Regions from separate parts of the Mus musculus genome. Here region 2 is linked to region 1. The links are chromatin contacts, found by Hi-C or POLR2A ChIA-PET in ENCODE. All regions are on one chromosome and are shown on one strand. Each heading gives the region's core, a stretch centred on a gene start or an enhancer-like site at or near the end of the contact. The rest is flanking DNA. Distances are from core to core; before and after follow the strand shown.

Region 1 (6,716 bases), core at 1,239-3,738:
ATCTAAGAGCCAGACCTTCTCTGCCAGCACAGTTCTGAGTCTTTCACACAGGACTGACAGCAGCTGGAGTCACCTGTCACAGTGTAGACTGCTCTAATGGTTCTGTTAAGCAGCAGTCACATTATATCATGTTTGGAATGGGAGACAGGTACTTGGAAGAACTGACTGAAGTGCGGGATCAGTCGATCTTAGGGACTGTATGTTAAAGCCTCTTGTATGCTGATGGTGGGGATTTCCAGACTTACTAATACATAACCTGTATAATTTCTTGTCATATGATGACGTTACCTTATGGGAGCAAAATTTTGGGTCTACAGATTTGGGGTTGACAGGGAGCTCACCTATCAGCATGGCTCCCTGCCCTACCAAGATTTAGTTTCTGTTTTGGTGTTCATCCAGGATACCTCCAGCCAATCTGGTATGATCACACAAACCTGTATTCCTACTTCTTGGGAGGTAGAGGCAGAAGGATCAGGAATTTAAGGTCATCCTCCATACACAGTGAATTTGAAGTCTGGCTACATGATACCCTATCTCAGTCACTTTCCCCCAGTTGCTAATGGGAGACCCATGGGGTTAGATCTGTCAGGGCTTTACTGTTTGAGCTAAAGCTTGGGTTACAGAAGGAAGGCATTATATTTAATATATTATTTTGAAGAGCTGTGTAATCTCTGGGGAAATTTGGAAAAGAAGGGATCAGTGGCTGCTGATATTGTCAGTTAATGTAGCAAGAAGTTGAGAGTATAAGGCAGTCTCTAGATTTGGACTCCCTAATCTGTGTCAATTTGACGTTTCCTATGGCTTCTGTAACATACTACCACAAACTTGTTGGCTTTCAACAACATGAAATTACTTTTCCCAATTCTGGAAAACAGATGTCTGAAACCAAGGTATCAGTAGGGCCATATTCCTTCTTGGATATATATGTTGTATTTAATACCACATCTATGGTATCTGTTAACAGACTCTAGGTATTTCTTCAGTTTAGGATTGTAAGCGAATGCTTCCATGAGAATTGGCTATACAGATAACTCCTTGAGACACTGCTTTCAAATCTTTTGATTTTTATGATTCAAACTCTCTTTTTGGATAGAACAGAAATGGTAATTGCAGGATGTTTGTTTGTTTTGTTTTGTTTTAAGGAACCACCATGCTGTTTCTATAGAGACTACAACATAGTAAACTAATTCAGTGGACTCAGGTTTAATTTTTTCACACCTGGAAAAAAATTTTATTTTTTTCCTTAATTTATCTATTTATTTATTTTTGAGACAGACTCTTGACTGTTCAACCTCACTTTCAGAACACACTCTTTAGACCAGGCTGCCCTGGAATTCAGAGATCTGCCTGTGGCTGCCTGCTGAGTGCTAGGATTAAAGACCTGTCAACTGTGGTATTGGTTTGCATTTCCATAATAATTGGTGATGCTAAGTACTTTCTCATGTTTTTTGGCCATTTTAAAACACAGAGACAAGTCTGTTAAAGTCTTCCCCCATTTTTAAAGTTAGATTGCTTTTGTTGAGTTTTAAATGTACCCTATATATCCTAGATAATGTCTTTATCAGGCACCTGGCTTTCAATTTTTCTCTCTGTTCTAAGGGCAGTCTGAGGTAACTAGCAGTGTCTTTTGGCGTTCCCTGACCCCTAAAAGGGACAGCACCTTTTCCATCAGGATTTATTGAAAGTAAGGCAAACACAGGATAAAAAAAATGCAGGAGTTAGGCTATACTAAACCTAGCTTCTGTCAGTAAGCACCTAGAGCTGGACTCTGTGAAGGGCTGGTTGTAGGCAAAACAGGTAGCCTGAGAGTTCTCCTGGGACACAACAGCAAGGTCAGCCTAAGAGCCGGCACTCAGTGGTGCTGACAGTTGGAGGCTATTCTGGGACCCGGAGGACTTTGTTTTGTAAGGCCTTGTGCTCCCAGATTAACTCTGGCTTTAGTCAACCCCAAGCCACTTCAGCCTTCGATCTAGAGAGCAGTGATAGGTACAGTAGAAAGAGCACAGTGCCCATATTATTGATAAAAGAGAGCACTTTCCATTAGAGCTTGTCTTTACTATATGTTGATTGTGAAAACCTTTATTTACCAAGCAACTTTTGGAATAGTTCTTTTGGACTAAGAATTAAGTACACACCTCTATTTCAGAGCTTAAAACAAAATTTTCTTTAGTGATATTCTCGTGCATCTTTAGGAATACAAGCTAAGAGGAAATGCACTTGAGTCACAGATTTGACTTGAAGCAAAGAAATTCCCCCGTTGTTATAACGGTTAACACCCAAAGCTGTTTAGCTTCCTTCCCAAGGAAAGGATTGAGCTCCTGCCTGGAGAATTCAGTATAGCTCTGGGTAGAGGCATGGGCAGAGATTTGCAGATGGGTGACTCTGCTCATGGACCATGCTGCAGTCATGAGTCAGCAGCACAGCTGCGGATGGAGTGGGCAGAGGACATCTAAATTTAGTCCTTACTCACTGGAGAAGATCTCAGGGAGCATCCTCTCCCTCCATACCCCAGTCATACCCTCCTGGGACCTGCAGGCGGGCGGAGCAGGGGCACTGCAGACCACGGTAGTCAGACTGCCGAGTCCTTAGCTCATCGATACAAGGCTTCTTTCCAGTTCAGTCGTACAACCCTGTATCCAAGAAGCCACGTACTCTGAAAATTAAGGAATTTCCTGAAATTAGACATACAAATTCCTATATCTGGCTAGTTTCCAGACATTTTTAAATCAAATTACTTTCCTTCCATAAGTACTAGTGAGAGCCATGGTGAGTGAGGATTAAATACATTTGGTGTGTGCGGCTGTTAAAGTATTGGCTTAAAAACAACACCAGGAAATGTTCCCAGCCCTCTGAGGTGGGTAGATTCCTGGCGCCTGGGATGAGTACACTGAACTTGTTAGGGTCCCTGTCCTGTCTGACTGCAGAAGCTGATGCTTTTAACCGCGTGTTGTCCTGCACTGTGTAGAGGAAGTGGAGTATGGTTTGCAGAATTGGGGTACTCTATCTAAAGTAATTCAGAGATTGTTGTTTTTGCCTAATCCCTATTCCAACTCTCTCTCTCGCTCACTCTCTTTCTCTCTTTCTCTCTCTCTCTCTGCACACATATGGTTGTAACATTTTAATTGAAGTATATGAAGAAAATTGAGTCTCACATGGATATATACTTGGAAACAGAAAGTGTATTTTAATAGACTGGTCAGTCAGTTATAGGTATTGTTCTTAGGTGGTTATTAAAATTTCCAGCAGCAATAATTTTGCTTTCTTTCTGGTTCTCATGTATCTGAAGTTAGCCTTGAACTTGCTGTGCAGCAAATGAGAATGATGAACTAATCCTCCTGCCTCTACCTCTCAAGTGCTGGGATTACAGATGTACACCACTTTGCATGGTCTCTGATGTCATAAACCATGGTGAAGAAGCTGCAGAGAAACGGTGTGCATGCTAGGCAGAAATTCTGCCAACTGAACTATAGCCCCAACATTGTTAGTTTGTTAAGTGTTGTTGGAAATGGAGACTGAAATTATATCAATGTACTGTCTTACTCTGTTGCATTAAAACCCATCAATCATCTGGGTATGGTGGCATATGGCATTGATCCTAGCAGTTGGGAATCATAGGCAGGTGGATTTCTGTGAGTTCAAGGCCAGCCAGGGCTACATAGTGAGACCCTGTCTACAAAACAAAACAATAGCAAAATCCATTAATCTAACTTATTCTTTGAATTAATTTTTTACCAATGCCTGATTTTCTAACACTATGTATTTAGTATTTGAAAACACAGGCTCATTGATTTATGTAGATCTTCTGAATATAAATATAGTTCATTATATACTATCAATTGATCCTATTTGTAGACCAGTGGTTCTCAACCTGTGGGTTTTAATCCTTTTGGGGATTGCGTATCAGATATCCTGCATATCAGATACTTATATTACAATTCATACAAAATTATAGTTATGAAGTAATAACAAAATAATTTTATGGTTAGGGATCATCGTAACTTGAGGGACTGCATTAAAGGGTGGCAGTGTTAGGAAGATGGAGAACCCCTGCTGTAGATAGCCCAGTGTAAGTATCAGAAGAGTATCAGGAAACTGTCAAGCTCTTGACAGTAGCCGTGCTTCCCAAAATTTCAGTTTTCATTTGCATGGTCAAATGTTATTATAGCAACAAAAGTTTTCTTTGTGGCTTTGTTCATTTTGATGTCTGAATAACAAATACTTTTTTGTTAGTTACTGTTTTCTGTATTAATAATATCTTTGGAAAAGTGGCTAGTTCATCTTGCAGCCCTGCACAAGTACTTTTCCTAGAAACAACCATCATATTGCAGAAGCCATTGTAGGACTTCAATTATGCTCTTCATTTTGTCACACAGAACATTAAAAAGACATCCCCTCAAAGGCTTAGTTTTAATTGTTAGTCATCATTTTAAATGATTTGTGTATGGGATGTTTTGCCTGTTTGTATGTCTGTGCACCATGTGCATGCAATACCAGAGGAGGCCAGAAGAGAGCATGATATTCCCCTGGAACTAGAGTTACAGATAATTATTAGCTGCCATGTGGGTGCTGGAAATCAAACCTGGATCCTCTGGAAGAGCAGCCAGTGATCTTAATCACTCAGCCATTTCTCCAGCCCCTAGACCAACAATCTTTATCACTGCATAAAAGTCCATTTTAGGTAGAGTGGTTTCTTGATGCAGTTGCCTTGATTAAATAAGGCATATTTATCTACCAGCAGATTTACCTACCATGGCTTTGGCAACATTAGTGCAAATGTCAACACAAAGAGAAGACAATCAATTTTCTAATATTATTGAGAAGACAAATTTTATTTGGCTAATGAATTCTAATTTTAATGGTTTTTTAATTGGAATATTTTATTTATTTACATTTCAAATGTTATCCCCTTTCCCAGTTTCCCCTCTTCAAACCCTCTATCCCATCCCCCCTTACTCTGCTCCTTCACCCAACCACTCACCTCTCTAGCATTCCTCTACACTGAGACCTCAAGCCTTCACAGGACCAAGGGCTTCCCCTCCCATTGAGGCCAGATAAGGCCCCTTCAGCTCCTTCAGTCCTTCCCCTAACTCCTCCATTGGGTCCCTGTGCTCAGTCCAATGGTTGGCTGTGAGCATCTGGATCTGTATTGGTCAGGATCTGGCAGAGCCTCTCAGGAGACAGCTGTATCAGGCTCCTGTCAGCAAGCACTTCTTGGCATCAGAAGTTGGTCCGGGTTCAGTGTCTGCATGTGGGATGGATCCCTAGGTGGGGCAGTCTCTGGATGGCCTTTCCTTCAGTCTCTGCTCCATTCTTTGTTCCTGGATTTCCTTTAGACAGGAGCAATTCTGGGCTAAAATTTTGGCCATTCCTCAACTGGGGGGCCATGCCTAACCTCTGGATACGGTCTTGACGGGTTTTCCCTCCGCCCCTTTGTGGAGTAGTTCAGCTAATGTCATCCCCATACAGTCATAGGAGGCTCTTGCTTCCTGGCATCTGGGGCTTTCTGGTTGCTACCCCCAGTTCCCCATCCCCCATTGCTACATATCTCTGTTCAATTTCCTGACCCTCTGTACATCTTATATCTCCTGCCATACCTGATTCTTCTCCTCTTTCCCCCTCTCTCTTCCTCTCAAGTCCCTCCCACCCTCTACTTCCCTTGATTATTTTGTCCCCCTTTCTAAGTAGGACTGAAACATCCACTCTTTGGTCTTCCTTCCTTTTGAGCTTCATGTGATCCATGAGTTGTATCGTGAGTATTCCATGCTCTTTGCCTAATATCCACTTATCAGTGAGTGCATACCATGTGTATTCTTTTGTGACTGAGTTACCTCACTCAGGATGATATTTTCTATATCCATCCTTTTGCCTGCGAATTTCATGAAATCATTGTTTTTAATAGCTGAGTAGTACTCCATTGTGTAGATGTACCACATTTTCTGTATCCATTCCTCTGTTGAGGGACATTTGGGTTGTTTCCAGCTCATGGCTATTACAAATAAGGCTGCTATGAACATAGTGGAGCATGTGTTTTTATTACTGGTTAGAATTTCTGGGTATATGCCCAGGAGAGGTGTAGCTTGGTCCTCGGGTAGTACTATGTCCAATTTTCTGAAAAACCGCCAGACTGATTTCCAGAGTGGTTGTACCAGCTTGCAATCCCACCAGCAATGGAAGAGGGCTCCTCTTTCTCCACAGCCTTGCTAACATCTCCTGTCACCTGAGTTTTTGATCTTAGCATTCTGACTGGTGTGAGGTGGAATCTCAGGGTTGTTTTGATTTGCATTTCCCTAATGACTAAGGATGTTGAACATTTCTTTTAGGTGCTTCTCGGCCATTTGAGTTTCCTCAGTTGAGAATTCTCTGTTTAGCTCTGTTTCTCATTTTTAATAGAGTTATTTGGTTCTTTGGAGTCTAACTTCTCTAGTTCTTTGTATATATTGGATATTAGCCCTCTATCAGATATAGGATTGGTAAAGATCCTCTCCCAATCTGTTGGTTGCTGTTTTGTCCTATTGACAGTGTCCTTTGCAATTTTATGAGGTCCCATTTGTCAATTCTTTTTTTTTCTTTTTTATTAGGTATTTTCCTCATTTACATTTCCAGTGCTATCCCAAAAATCCCCCATACCCTCCCCCCCACTCCCCTACCCACCCACTCCCACTTCTTGGCCCTGGCGTTCCCCTGTACTGAGGCATATAAAGTTTGCACGACCAATG
Region 2 (7,724 bases), core at 2,608-5,107, 570 kb before region 1:
ATTTTGTCTCAGCAGAGAGAACGTCATTAAATCAGAAAGTGCTTTTAATTACTAACACTATTAGTTTTCTCGATTGGAGTAGTGTGCACTTACTGCTAATCTGTCTTGAAGTCGAGTTCTCCTGTGTAATCCCCGTTCTTCAGAGTTTCTTCCTGGTGATCTTTACCTTTGCTGAAAACTTGACATAACTCCCAGTTTAAAACAACCAGGTACTGGCACCCTTCTGACCAGCTGCCTCCTCTTACTCAGGGGCCGAACCCATCCTTCCCTCCCATTGTCTGGCCTTGTTGGCTGGATTTGCCTGGCTTGCCTCTGGCCCTGCCAAACCACAGACATGTAACGGAGCAGACATTCTACTCCCCCTCGCTCCAGGAGTTGTCCGAGTCCACACAGGGGTGAGAAGATAACTGACTTTAAGGATAGCAAAAGATGGTCTTGGTATACTTTCAAAGCTAAGCACCGCACAGTTGCCCAATTTTGTTCTAATTCTTCCACCGCCGCTATGTCTCTCTCCAGCTTGTCCCTGCCTGCCTCCCTTTTTCTTTTAGACCAAGCCTCTCTCATTAACATGACTTGCCATCTTCCTGCCTAAACCGTCAGAGCGCTGGGATAACCAGCAGGTGCTGCCACTTACAGCCCTGTTGTCTTTTTTGGAAAACACTCTGACCTTTTTCACCTCCTAAATATTTTCTGAAGACCATGGCTACAAACCCAGCGTGTACCCTAACAGTTCTTCCACGTTCGGTGTCAGTGAGAAGGACAGATGCAGTTCAGTCACACACTGTAGCCTTCTCAGGTCATGACTGCTACAGCCGTTAATGAATTTCAGTTCCTCTAAGCTGACACCTAGAGCAGTGACCTACAGCTTCTTATGTAGGACAGAGCTTTCCAGGACAAATGAAATGCAAGCCCCGTGTGTAACTTTAAACTTTCTAGTAAAAACAGTTTTTTAAAAGTAAAGCAGAAGTTAGCTATGTTCGGGCTGGTGAGATGGCTCAGTGGGTTAGAGCACCCGACTGCTCTTCCGAAGGTCCAGAGTTCAAATCCCAGCAACCACATGGTGGCTCACAACCATCCGTAACAAGATCTGACTCCCTCTTCTGGAGTGTCTGAAGACAGCTACAGTGTACTTACATATAATAAATAAATAAATCTTTAAAAAAAAAAAAAAAAAAAAAGAAGTTAGCTATGTTCTTTTAAAACGAATACATCAAAAATATTGTTTTAAAATAGAATTTATATAAAATTATTAATAAAATTTTTTTCCATTTTTTTTCTTCCTACTAATAAGTCTTTGAGCTTGCCACATTCCAGGTACTCTGTGACAACAGGGTCAGCACAGATCTAGATCACCACGCTGCTTTTAAAAAGAGGAAAATTTAAAACAATTCAACAAGCTGTGCAGCCAACTCCCATCACCATGGACAGGACCCAGGCTCCATGATGGATTGTGCACTCTTAAACCTGGAGCCAAAATAAACCAAAATGGGAGGGAAGCTGAGGGGCAGTGAACAAGGGAGTCTGTTTGCTGGAGCCACCCATATCCCCGTGACTCTGAGTCACCCGGGGAAAGCATGGAATCTCACCTCCCTGAAGAACGAACAGAAGACAAATGAATAGTGCGATCTCTTTGCAATCCTAGGTTGGTTGAATTAATTCGAGTCCTAAACATGTTCCCTTGTTTAGATGCATTGACTTAGGCTTAGCCTGAGACAAATAGTTCTTTGTGTCATTTGCTTGAGATTTCATAACTTTGTCTCTTCCTAACAAGAGTTTATTACACACTGCTAGACTTTTTAAAGTAAATGAGTGCTTATGTAAAGTCCAGACAGAAACATAAACACTTAATGTTGAATTATTTTTACCTACAAGAAGTTTTCTTATGATTGGACCTATTCCATCCATCAGTTCATGGAGATATCTTTTTCATTCGCCTAATTTTCTACAGATTTATTTCTATGAATGTTTATTTCATGTGTATGAGTGTTATCCCTGCATGTATGCAGTGCACACAGAGGCTAGAAGAGGGCATCATATCCCCTAGAACTGGAGTTATAGGTGGTTGTGAGCTGCCATGTGGGTGCTGGGAATTGAACTTGGGTCCTTGTAAGACCAGCCAGCGCTTTTAACCACTGAGCCATCTCTAATTTTTTGAGACAGGACTTCACTTTACAGCCCACACGGACCTCAGCACAGTCCTCCTGTCTTTTCTTGCTAAATGCTAGGATTATGTACTAGTCGCTCGTCTTGTTGCTGTGACAAAACAGCTGCCGAAAGCAGCACACGGGAGAGGGTTTATTTTAGCTCAAGGTCCTGTGGCTCACAGTCCTGTGGCTCACAGTCCAAGGGTGCAGTCCATCAAGATGGGGAAGCTAAGGCAGCAGAACTGTGAGGTAACTGGGCAGGTCCTGGCTGCAGTCAGAAAGCTGCACACTTGTAGAAGACTCATGCTCGGCTCTTATTTATGTAGTCCACGTTGATTAACCATAATCTAGATAATTTCTCACAGGCATGCCTACATGCTCCTTTAATCTAGACATGCTCACAGAGAACAGCCTCATTTCTAGCTAGAAGGAAGGTTAGCTTCCTTGGAAGGATAAGTCAATTTTTAGTCTAAGCATTTAATTTTACCCCAGACTACACAGGGCTTTGCAAGCTTCTATTGCCCCTTAAAAGTATTGAGAATAATTGGAATCTTAGGGGCAGATCTCATGGGATAATCACCACCCGCACACACAATACAACCATCCAATGACAGCCATCTACAAAACATGTGCACTATGAAAGTACTGCTTCTTGGGCTGGAGAGATGGCTCAGAGGTTAAGAACATTGGCTGTTCTTCCAAAGGTCCTGAGTTCAATTCCCAGCAACCTCATAGTGGATCACATCCATCTAAAATAAGATCTGGTGCCTACTTCTAGCTTGCAGTTATATATGCAAGCAGAACACTGTATACATAATAAATCTTTTTTTTTAAAGTCCTGCTTCTTTGTGGATCCATGGACTTTCTAGCTATTGGGCACTCTAGAGCCAGGCTCATATTTGCCACCTGCTCAGGATGATCTAAATTCTTTTGTCACCGTTGCCTATTTAACTATAACTCAGGCGACAGCCATCCATCCCATCTGATGTGTGTATGCTTGATAGAACACAATGCTAATTTGTTGGTAAAGGGATGGAGATTCAGAAGTCTTCTGACTCTAGTTCTGGTTTTTTGGGATTGTTGGGTGATTTGCTTGTCTGAAGTTGGGTGCATTTAGAGGTCAAATGACTCCCAGCTATCTTGAGCCTATTTAGAGTTTAGAAGGCAATGTCAGCTTCTCTCTGTCCTAGATGGGAAAGCAGGAAGTTGGAAGTATCTCCTGGATACTTCTATGGTAGACGTCCAAGTCCAAAACTCTTCCTGAGGATAATTCCAAAAAAGAAAACGAAGTGGGCCCAGGGTTGTTTAAAACAACTTACTGTAGTTTAGATATTTCTCTACCATCAGAGAAGAATGAAAGATTCCATGTTCATGATCCTCACCGGATAAGCGCCAGTTTGAGCAGCTTGGTCAGTGATCCTCCAGGCATATATATTCTGGACAGAAGAACCAGCTCATTATTCAAGCGTGGCTTTTGAGAACTTCACTATGACACCGCAGCAATCATTTTTTTCCTGTGCAGTCACACGCCAGTCCACCCTTCAGTTAGTAAGGCCACACCCTTGGCCCTCTGGCTGCCCAAAGGCCTCCTTGGCCATTCTAGTTTCATGAGCCCAAAATGTAGGGGGCAGACACTGTGAGAGAAGTCTGGGAGGGGTGGCCAATCCTAGCCAAGAGCCATGTGAACACTGGTGTTTTTCCCAGACGGGAGGAGAGTCCCCTGCCCCGTGGATCACCACGTGCCCGCACAGACACAAACCGTGCAGTGTTCAGAGGAGCTGGCCCCCTCTCAGTCCTTCTTTTCATCCTGCAGCAGAGATGGGACGCAGCAGAGTGTTCCTTAGACTGGGGTATCAGCTCGAGGAAGTGGGCAAGAAAATAAGAAGGATAATCAGTTTCCATTATTAGAGCCTAGATGAAGGGCTTTATTTATTCTAAGGGCGCTCAGGGGGAGAATTTAGTATCACAGTATATGGCATTCTTACCTAACAGGGATACACTGGGTAAGCATTGTAAACAGTGTAGTATAGATAGATTTTTTTTTTAACTTATTTATTTTGTGTGAGTGTGTATATGAGAGAGATGGGGGAGCTTGAGGGCGGGGGTGGGGTGGGAGCACATCACATCACATAGGTAGAGGAGAGGTCAAAGGGCAACTTGGAAGGAGTTAGTTCTCATCTTCCTCCTTGGTCAAGCAGGGTCTCTTGTTGTTACTGCTAAGAAAACTACCCCAGGCTCTGGTCCACAGACCTGAGTCTCTCGTGTTTTACTCCATCTTGCCTTAGGTGTGCTGAGATTACAGATGGACACTACTGCACCCAGTGTTTTACATGGGTTCTGGGAATTGAACTCAGGACCTCTGGAAGAACAGCCCTTGCTCTTAACTACTGAACCATCTCTCCAGCCCTAGGCAGCACTTTTACCCATTGAGCCATTTTCCTGGCCAAGTGTTCTAATTGAACTAAGTTCCAGAAGGAAGTGAGCTGTTCCTAGGAGAGAGGAGTGCATGTCAGTCTTAGACTCCCTCGTGTGGTAGACAGGAACACAAATCCATGGATAAGGAGAAGAGAATAGCTGAATTTCATACAAAATTAAGAGTTACCTATGGGCGGGCTACAGACGTCCTAATCACAGGTCATGGGTACCTATTCCTAATTGTTTCTTGGAAGGTCCTCCCTACATTCACTGTTGCCTTGAACTGAAGACTGAAGGCAGAGCAGAAAGCTCAGAAACACCCAGCACACAGCCATTAGCACAGGGCCTTCGTGGAGCTCAGAACATACATAGCACAGTATAGTGAACTCTGAGAGCAGGAAAGGAGAGAAGAGAAAGATTCTAAAAGAACCAGAACCTTTCACTGAGTGTATAGAAGGGCCCACCAGTAGCGAGTATCATCATAGGACAGAAAGCAAAGCTGGTGGCTGGTGCCCAGTGGCTGGGCAGAGAGAGACTACGCTGGAGTCCCTTGTGCTCAGAGCAAAGTCCTGCTGAAAGGACCATCTTGCTCCTGCATTGGAGAACTGACTGAGCAAATCTACAACAAAGCCCAGACCCAAGTGTCCTACGAAGTATATGGTGCTTTTTCTACACCACTCGACTGTGGTCCTTTTTAGATATTTAATATCACCATTATAATTAAAAACAGAAAGCAAAAAACAAAACCACAAGACTCAAAAAAAAAAAGAAGCAGAAACATATGACTAAGGAGGAAAATAGTCAGTAGAAGCAGACCTGCAGATGACCAGGATATCAGAATTAGCCAGTGAGAGGTATACGTACTCTTTATAAATATGCTTAAGGACCTAGAAAAGGTTAATTATGTTCTTGAAAAGATAATGAATTTTAACAGTTAGTTGGACCATCTAAGACACATTTATGGCCTGTGCATCACCACCCCCCAGTAAGGATTATTTGGAGACAAATTGCTAGTCATGTCTGTACCAGTCCCAAAGTCACCACCCTTCCTTGAGGTTTTGCATTCCTACTTTTGGATAAGCCAGGAATTCAAGTCCACAAGTGAGCTAAGTGCCTGCTATTTCAAGATACCATACAAGCAAGATAGACGAGATTCAGTCCCAGCCCTCAGAGAAGTGGGACAACTGTGCAAGACATGGCATTTGGTCTTAACCTTGAAGAAAGGCCAGATGTCCATGTGAGACGGACAGAGCTTGTATCCACTGATGGGAAAACCCTGGGTCAATGCCTGGACTCCAGAATCTTCGTTAGGACCCAAGTCATTGCACTGTGAGAGCAGAACCAGATTCCCCTGCGGCGACTGCGTTCCCTGTGATCCAGTGAGATAACTGGTCATCTAGGGGAAGGAGAGGGAAATAGAAGCGGGGGCGGGGGGGGGGGGTACATATTAAGTCAGTATTTTTGTTGTTGTTGTTGTTGTTTTTTGTTTGTTTGGTTTTTGAGACAGGGTTTCTCTGTGTAGCCCTGGCTGTCCTGGAACTCACTCTGTAGACCAGGCTGGCCTCGAACTCAGAAATCCGCCTGCCTCTGCCTCCCAAGTGCTGGGATTAAAGGCGTGCGCCATCAATGCCCAGCTTGTTTGTTTTGATGACAGGGTAAAACAGGAATCATTTGAAGATGTAACTATTTGGTAAAGCAATAGAGAGATAGGAAGGTGTTCGTGGGAAGGAGGATGGGGAGGCAGGAGAACAGCAAACATAAGTATCCTATAGAGCAAAGTATTTACCCGAGTCTGCACTCACTGACAAGCTCGTCATATTTCATTGTCCTGTCTGTGTCTGACCTTACCCTTGTGCGGTTATTCACAGTCGTTTCCTTTTCTAGTCTGAGAGCAGATGAAAGTGACGTGGGATGTTCCGTAGGAGCTCCTCCAGGCTTCTCGTCTGCCTCAGTTGCCTGGTGGGGGTGGTTGGTTGGGCTTGTGAAAAGATTAGATTGTAAAGAAATTTTAAAGTCTTTCTGCTGTTTTACGACCTGGCGGGTTTAGGTCTAGCTTGTTGCTGCCCAGGTCTCTTGTCCCCACCTGAGATCTGCTTGAGGAACAGCGGTAAGGAGAAGTCGGAGGACCGAACAGTGCTCGGTACTGTCCTCGAAGAGAGCTGGAAAGTTTCTCTTTTGGCTGAACAATAGAAAGGAGGCAGCAGAGAGCATGTGAGTGAGCACAGAGATTCTGCACGCCAAACAACAGATGCGGTCGCTCTCCGGTGTCGGTCCTGTGCTCCTCTGTATTCTTTGGGGGCCAGGTGTACATTGCCTTTCTGTCTCCCTGGCCCTCTTGAATGGCTGCTGTGTTCTGTGTGGTACTTGCTCTGAGTCATACTGTGCTGATAAACTGTTCAAACGCCCCTGAAGATTTCCTGTCCTTGCACGGTAAGCAGTCTCAGGTCTCAGGATGGACCTTGTCCATCCAGCCACTTTTCTCCTATAGCTCTTAATTGAACAACAACAACAAAATATCTTCTAAATGGTTCTTTTAGCCTCCTCTGATCAGATTCTAAAACTTAAGTCTGCTGTTTCTTCAGTGACTCAAAAGCTGCCCACTGGGGTACCTCGTCTCCCAACCCCCAAAAGCAAGCTCTGTTAAAAGTCATTTGGGACATTTTGTTGCTGATCAATTGATATATATTACAACTACCACAAAAGTAAAATGAAAATAAGAATTTTCTCTTAAATCAGAAAATATCATTACTATAAAGGATAAGAGAAACTGGGTTGTAATGATGCTTGTCTTTGATCCCAGCATTCTGGGGGTTGGGGGAGGGGGCAGAGGCAGGCAGATCCCTGCCAACCTGATCTACAGAGTGAGTTCCAGGCCAGCCAGAGATTTTGCAAAGAGAAACCCTGTCTCGTGGGGGTTGGGGAGGGGAGTGTGATTCAGGGGAGGGAAACAGATGCCTATCACCTATCATAACCCCAGCACTCAGGAAGCTAAAAGAACATCACGAAGTCAAAGGCCACTGTGGACCCTATCTAGGGCTGGCTAGATGGCTCAGCAGGTAAAGGAGCTTGCGGCCAAGCCTGACAACCTGAGTTCAATCCCCAGAACCCACATGGAAAAGGAAAACCACCCCACAAGATGTCCTCTGACTTCTACATGATCTGTGG

What was found. Hi-C counts contacts between places; a loop is a spot of excess contacts on that map. ChIA-PET counts read pairs that join two places held with the same protein, here RNA polymerase II (POLR2A).
Region 2: a map of regulatory T cell shows a loop between it and region 1 (2.8-fold over the local background). The contact joins two enhancer-like sites. A Hi-C loop is called at or near these places in 1 of 37 maps with a recorded cell type or tissue (regulatory T cell). POLR2A ChIA-PET finds 5 or more read pairs at or near these places in 1 of 5 experiments (Patski).

Annotation. Positions count from the first base shown.
Region 1 is chr1:134,905,388-134,912,103 of GRCm38, reverse strand. The region is part of intron 1 of Ppp1r12b (protein phosphatase 1, regulatory subunit 12B); the gene reads left to right. Among named protein-coding and RNA genes, the nearest start is that of Gm51265, 38 kb to the left of the region's middle. Within about 2 kb of position 2,488, at least 2 of the 3 ENCODE cell types and tissues checked have a DNase peak (open chromatin) inside an H3K27ac peak, as active enhancers do.
Region 2 is chr1:135,477,949-135,485,672 of GRCm38, reverse strand. The region is part of intron 3 of Nav1 (neuron navigator 1); the gene reads left to right. Among named protein-coding and RNA genes, the nearest start is that of Mir1231, 27 kb to the right of the region's middle. Within about 2 kb of position 3,857, at least 1 of the 3 ENCODE cell types and tissues checked has a DNase peak (open chromatin) inside an H3K27ac peak, as active enhancers do.